Regions from separate parts of the Homo sapiens genome. Here region 1 is linked to region 2. Evidence: chromatin contacts called from ENCODE Hi-C data. All regions are on one chromosome and are shown on one strand. The core of a region is the stretch at or near the end of the contact, and the rest is flanking DNA. Distances in the headings are between cores, read along the strand shown. Region 1 holds the start of SAA1 (serum amyloid A1). Region 2 holds the start of USH1C (USH1 protein network component harmonin).

Evidence for each region. A loop is a pair of places that touch in the nucleus more often than their neighbours do.
Region 1: a loop to region 2 is called in a map of psoas muscle, with 6 times the contacts of the local background. The contact joins the promoter of SAA1 here to the promoter of USH1C in region 2. A Hi-C loop is called at or near these places in 1 of 168 maps with a recorded cell type or tissue (psoas muscle).

What each region holds. Positions count from the first base shown.
Region 1 is chr11:18,264,996-18,267,695 of GRCh38, forward strand. It overlaps SAA1 (serum amyloid A1), which reads left to right and starts at 1,269. Exons shown (of 4, transcript NM_199161.5): 1 at 1,269-1,301; 2 at 1,889-1,983. The coding sequence starts at 1,893. It also overlaps the pseudogene RNA5SP334.
Region 2 is chr11:17,543,162-17,545,861 of GRCh38, forward strand. USH1C (USH1 protein network component harmonin) reads right to left here and starts at 1,255. Exons shown (of 27, transcript NM_153676.4): 1 at 1,111-1,255. The coding sequence starts at 1,146.

The DNA.
Region 1 (2,700 bases), core at 19-2,518, 720 kb after region 2:
GGAAGGAGAAAGAGAGAGGAAGGAAGGGAGGAAGAGAAGAAGGGAGGAAGAAAAGAAGGAAGGAAGGAGGGAGGGAGGGAAGGGAGGGAGGGAAAGAGGAAGAAAGGAGGGAAAGAAGGAAGGAAGAGAGAGAGGAAGGAAGGAGGAAGAGAGAAGAAGGAAGGAGGAAGACAGAGAGGGAGTAAGGAAGGAAGGAAGGAGAAAGAGAGAGGAAGGAAGAAATGAAGGAAGGAAGGAAAGAAAGAAAAAATAAAAGAGTGAAAACGGACTGGAGAAGAAGAAACCACAGTTGCTGCTATATCCACCAGCCTCTCTGCATGTCCTGGCCTCAGCCCTGCTGGGCTCTGGTACTGACCACTTCCTTCCTTCCTAATTTCCTAATTGACTAGGCCAGCTGAGCAGGGCTTTTCTGTGCTGAGGAGGTAAATCTCTGGATATCTAGACTGAGGGGTGGAAGGAGCCTTCCAGGGCACACATGAGACATGGCAGGGGTAGGCTGCTAGTTTTATTTTGTTTTCTTTTAGACACAGGGTCTTGCTCTGTTAACCAGGCTGGAGTGCAGTGGCGTGATTATAGCTCACTGCAGCCTTGACCTCCTGGGTCTCCCACAATCCTTCCGCTTCAGCCTCTTGAGTAGCTGGGACTGCAGGTGCACACTACCACACCCGGTCCATTTATTTTTATATTTCGTAGAGACAAGATCTTACAGTTTTGCACAGAGTGATCTTAAACTCTTGACCCCAAGTGATCCTCCTGCCTTGGCCTCCAAAAGCATTGGGATTATAGGAGTGAGCCACTGTGCTGGACCTAGTCTGTCAGCTTTGAAGCTTTAGATATGAACTCAGAGGGACTTCATTTCAGAGGCATCTGCCATGTGGCCCAGCAGAGCCCATCCTGAGGAAATGACTGGTAGAGTCAGGAGCTGGCTTCAAAGCTGCCCTCACTTCACACCTTCCAGCAGCCCAGGTGCCGCCATCACGGGGCTCCCACTCTCAACTCCGCAGCCTCAGCCCCCTCAATGCTGAGGAGCAGAGCTGGTCTCCTGCCCTGACAGCTGCCAGGCACATCTTGTTCCCTCAGGTTGCACAACTGGGATAAATGACCCGGGATGAAGAAACCACTGGCATCCAGGAACTTGTCTTAGACCGTTTTGTAGGGGAAATGACCTGCAGGGACTTTCCCCAGGGACCACATCCAGCTTTTCTTCGCTCCCAAGAAACCAGCAGGGAAGGCTCAGTATAAATAGCAGCCACCGCTCCCTGGCAGGCAGGGACCCGCAGCTCAGCTACAGCACAGATCAGGTGAGGAGCACACCAAGGAGTGATTTTTAAAACTTACTCTGTTTTCTCTTTCCCAACAAGATTATCATTTCCTTTAAAAAAAATAGTTATCCTGGGGCATACAGCCATACCATTCTGAAGGTGTCTTATCTCCTCTGATCTAGAGAGGTAAGCAGGGTCGGGCCTGGTAGTACTTGGATGGGAGAACACCTGGGAATACCAGGTGCTAAAGGCTTTAAGAATAAAAAATAATGATCCTGCTTTGTGTTTATCCCATGTTGAGTTCTGTGCGGGGCAGAGGGAACACACGGTAAATGCGTTATGGGGAATTATAGGCTACTTGAGGGAGTGACAGTCTGGTGGTAACTCCTGCCTTCCTCCATCAGTGCCACGTTGGCATCCTCTTATGCAGTCAGGCTTCAGGGCTGATGGGTTCAGAACCGAGGGCTTCTGGCTCTGAGTGAGGTCCTGCTGCAAGGTTTCCTAGATGAGCCACTGAGACTCTAATAAGATCCAGTGGAAATAACCAGGCTCTCGTCGGAATATAAGTCCCAAGGGAAGCTGTGCCAGTCTTGTGGGCGACTGCCTGACTTCTCCTTTCATTTCAGCACCATGAAGCTTCTCACGGGCCTGGTTTTCTGCTCCTTGGTCCTGGGTGTCAGCAGCCGAAGCTTCTTTTCGTTCCTTGGCGAGGCTTTTGATGGTAAGGCTTCAGAAGGTTTGCAGGATTTCTGAAGAGAAACATCACCCTGGACCTGATAAACTGGGGAAAATGATGCTTTCGGAAGGCTGCTTTTGAACCACAGAGTTGCTAGTGTCTGCGTTGCTGAGGCCTGCCAGGAACTAGGGTTTGCTGGGTTGCCTGTCTCGAGTCTTTCAGAGCTGCTGGGAATATCCCCTTTCCCCGTAGTGCAGCTTCTCAGGATGTGTTAAGTGGATGGATCACATTTCAGAAGCCGCTGCAAGGTGTATCAAAAACACATCTCCTGAGCCGTAAGGGACGGGGCATCCAGTAACAACGCACACGGGGTATTTTTGGGCTTCCTTAAGATTTGAGCCGCTGCCTTAGGTTGTGCTGCCCAATGTGCCTGGGGAGCTGCTAAACAGATTAGAGAGTCGAGGATTGTTGTCAGTTACTCAGAGAAAGAACAATCATCCTTTCCAGGAGCACCTGAGCTGTTTGTTTTGCGTAGAAGATGCAAAATAAGGCCTGCAATGGGTATAAAATGTCCCTCAGCATAAATCGCATAGGAGTATGACTAAGGCTGTTGACTCTTCTGTCTTCTTTCTCCTTCCTCCTTCGATTTCCTAGTTGGATAATGTACAGGGCTCTTTAGCCTCGCTCTGTCAGGGGCTCCCTTCCTGGTTTGTTCTGTTTCCATTCTTCCTTCTCCAGCCTTCTTGACAAGAGCTGGGAACT
Region 2 (2,700 bases), core at 5-2,504:
CCAAGCCCCTGTGGCCCCTACACTGGCTAGCTCCTTGGGCTCCTATGGGCCTCTTTATGGGAAGGAAGGAGTTAAGCACCCTGACCTGCCCTACCTGAGCTCAGCTCTCAAACCAGGAAGAGGTTTGGCTTGGTCTAAAGACACTGCCCCTGGGGTCTTTGGGAGAGCCTTGGGTCACACAGTTATCAATAGTTAAGTTATCAATAGTTACCTGCCCCTCAGGCAGGGCCTGTGGGGAGCTCCAGATACCACCCACCCCCCCCAAGCGGCTTCATCCCCAGACTCAGAGGCATCCTAAGACTTGGTGGGGAAGTAGGCTGGATCTCTTTGATGGCCCTCTCTGGTCTCAGGGCCTCAGCAGATTCTGCACAGCTTTGTGAATCATTCTCGAAATGCCCTGTGTGAAACCTGGCCACTTCCAGAGATGGTCCTTGAGAATCCCAGACCACCAGTGAGGCCCCTCACTGGGACACACCAGGGTGGACCCGGCTCTGCCTGAAGGATCTGGCCGGCCAGAGCCCAGCTCCGACGCCCTCAGTACCTCCTCCCTTCCTCCCCACCGCACCCGGGTCAGCACCAGCTCCTCAGCTACTTCTCAGACCCTAAGAAACGCCCTTAGGCAGGCAGGGCTGAAATGCTTCTAACTCATGTTCTGAGGTCAAAAGGCAGAGAGAGAGACGTCTAGTTTCCCTTCTCCCAACCCTCACCTCTCAGATACTGCCCCAGACTGTCTCCACATGCCTCAACAGCCCTGAGCTGGGGGCACTAGGAAGGAGAGGGGCTTGCCCACAAAGGGGGCACCTCAGAAAAGCGGCCAAGACTGGAAGGAATTCAAACCCCAGAGACGTCCCTGCCCCTGGAAGGCAGAGGGAGAAAGGCTGGCAGAAGATCGACTCGTTTAGCAGTCCTTGAGCCGGGAGTCCCCGCATTCCCTCCCTCACTTTACTGGGGATCCCTGCTGCCAGCCAGACGACCCTCGGGTGTCCCAGCCCAACCAGAGCCATCAGGTGGGGCCGGAAAAGGGAGGGGCAGTGCCGGGGTGTCCACCCCCTACCCACCGCGCCCAGGACTCCGGAGTCCCAGAAGCCTGGGGCGCCCTGCAGCTCTGACCTTATGCCGGAATTCTCGGGCCACTTTTCGGTCCATGGCTGGGCCAGGTCCAGCTGCGTCGTTGCACGACCCGTTCCTTCGGGTGCCCGGCTGCCAGGAGCTGGAAAGAGCCGCGACCGCGACCGGGCCAGCCGCCCTCGGAGCTGGGGGCGGGGCCTGAGCGCGGAGGGGCGGGGCCAGGCCTCTGTGGGGCGGGGCCGCTGCGAGGCTGGAGTCGAAGGTGCTGAGTCGTCGCCTCCCACTGAAGCCTGGGAGCAAATGGGCCCCAGTGTGCCTATGGGCCTGAGGTGGCAGTAGCTGGGCTTCAAGCTGGTATTTCTCTGGAAGTGGTACCTGAACACATGCGTTTGAGGAAGAAGATCGTGGAGACGTAGGGAGGAGGTTTGGGACTTTTTTGTGGGGACCGGAATAGAGAGATACGGAAACTATTTACACGGGCGGGGGGCGGGGCAATCTAGTCCGTTTTCTCTGGATATTCTTTTTTTTTCCCCCCCGAGACGGAGTCTCGCTCTGTCGCCCAGGCTACAGTGCAGTGGCATGATCTTGGCTCACTGCAAGCTCCGCCTCCCGGGTTCACGCCATTCTCCTGCCTCAGCCTCCCGAGTAGCTGGGACTACAGGCGCCCGCCACCACGCCCGGCTAATTTTTTTTTTTTGTATTTTTAGTAGAGACGGGGTTTCACCGTGTTCGCCAGGAAGGTCTCGATCTCCTGACCTCGTGATCTGCCCACCTCGGCCTCCCAAAGTGCTGGGATTACAGGCGCGGGCCACCGCGCCCGGCCTTCTCTGGATACTCTTGTCGAGGTTCATGGCCCTCCTGGACTGTCAGCCCTTGCTACGCCCTCACCTCCAGCGTACCTTCAGTCCTGGCTTCCTCCTGCACTTTTCCACCAGGGAGAAATCAATCCTTGTTCTGTGAATTCCTTGGGGACAGGGCTGGGTTTTACTGTGGGCCGCAGGGGTCTGAATCAGTGTGTGTGAGAGTGCCCCCCTCAACTGATTTCCCCTCCCACCTTCCCTAACACCTCCACCCCCAACAAAACAAGACAAAACAAAACCCAAACCCAACACACTCACATATCCATCGAAGCCTGGCAGAGCCTGGCAGTGACATTTTGATCTATGGCTGACCTTCACCCAGGGCCCAGACCCTCTGGTTCATTTAATTCAATTTGGTCAGCATTTGCTTAACTCCTAGGTCTAGTGCTTGGTGCAAAGACAATGATGAACCAGGCCTGGAAAGGAATGAAAGGAAAGATTCATCAAAGACAATGATGAACCAGGCCTGGAAAGAGATGAAAGGAAAGAGGGGCTAGGAGAGGGGTGATAAAAATGTGTAAATCAGAGGCTAAGTATGGGGCTTGTGCCTGAACTTAACCCAGGGAGGCACCTGAGCCCTTTGTGCCCTGTCAAGGGCAGGGGCAAGGAGATGGACAGCAGCTTACATCAGGTAACCACTTACAATTGTAACTCTGGGGCACCTAAACACCCCTCTGCGTCCCTCTCCCCAATAGCTGAAGTTTTACAAGCACACTATTTTTGTTGCCTAGTTTAAGATGTAAATCCCTCTTGGAGAAGAACCTTAAAATAT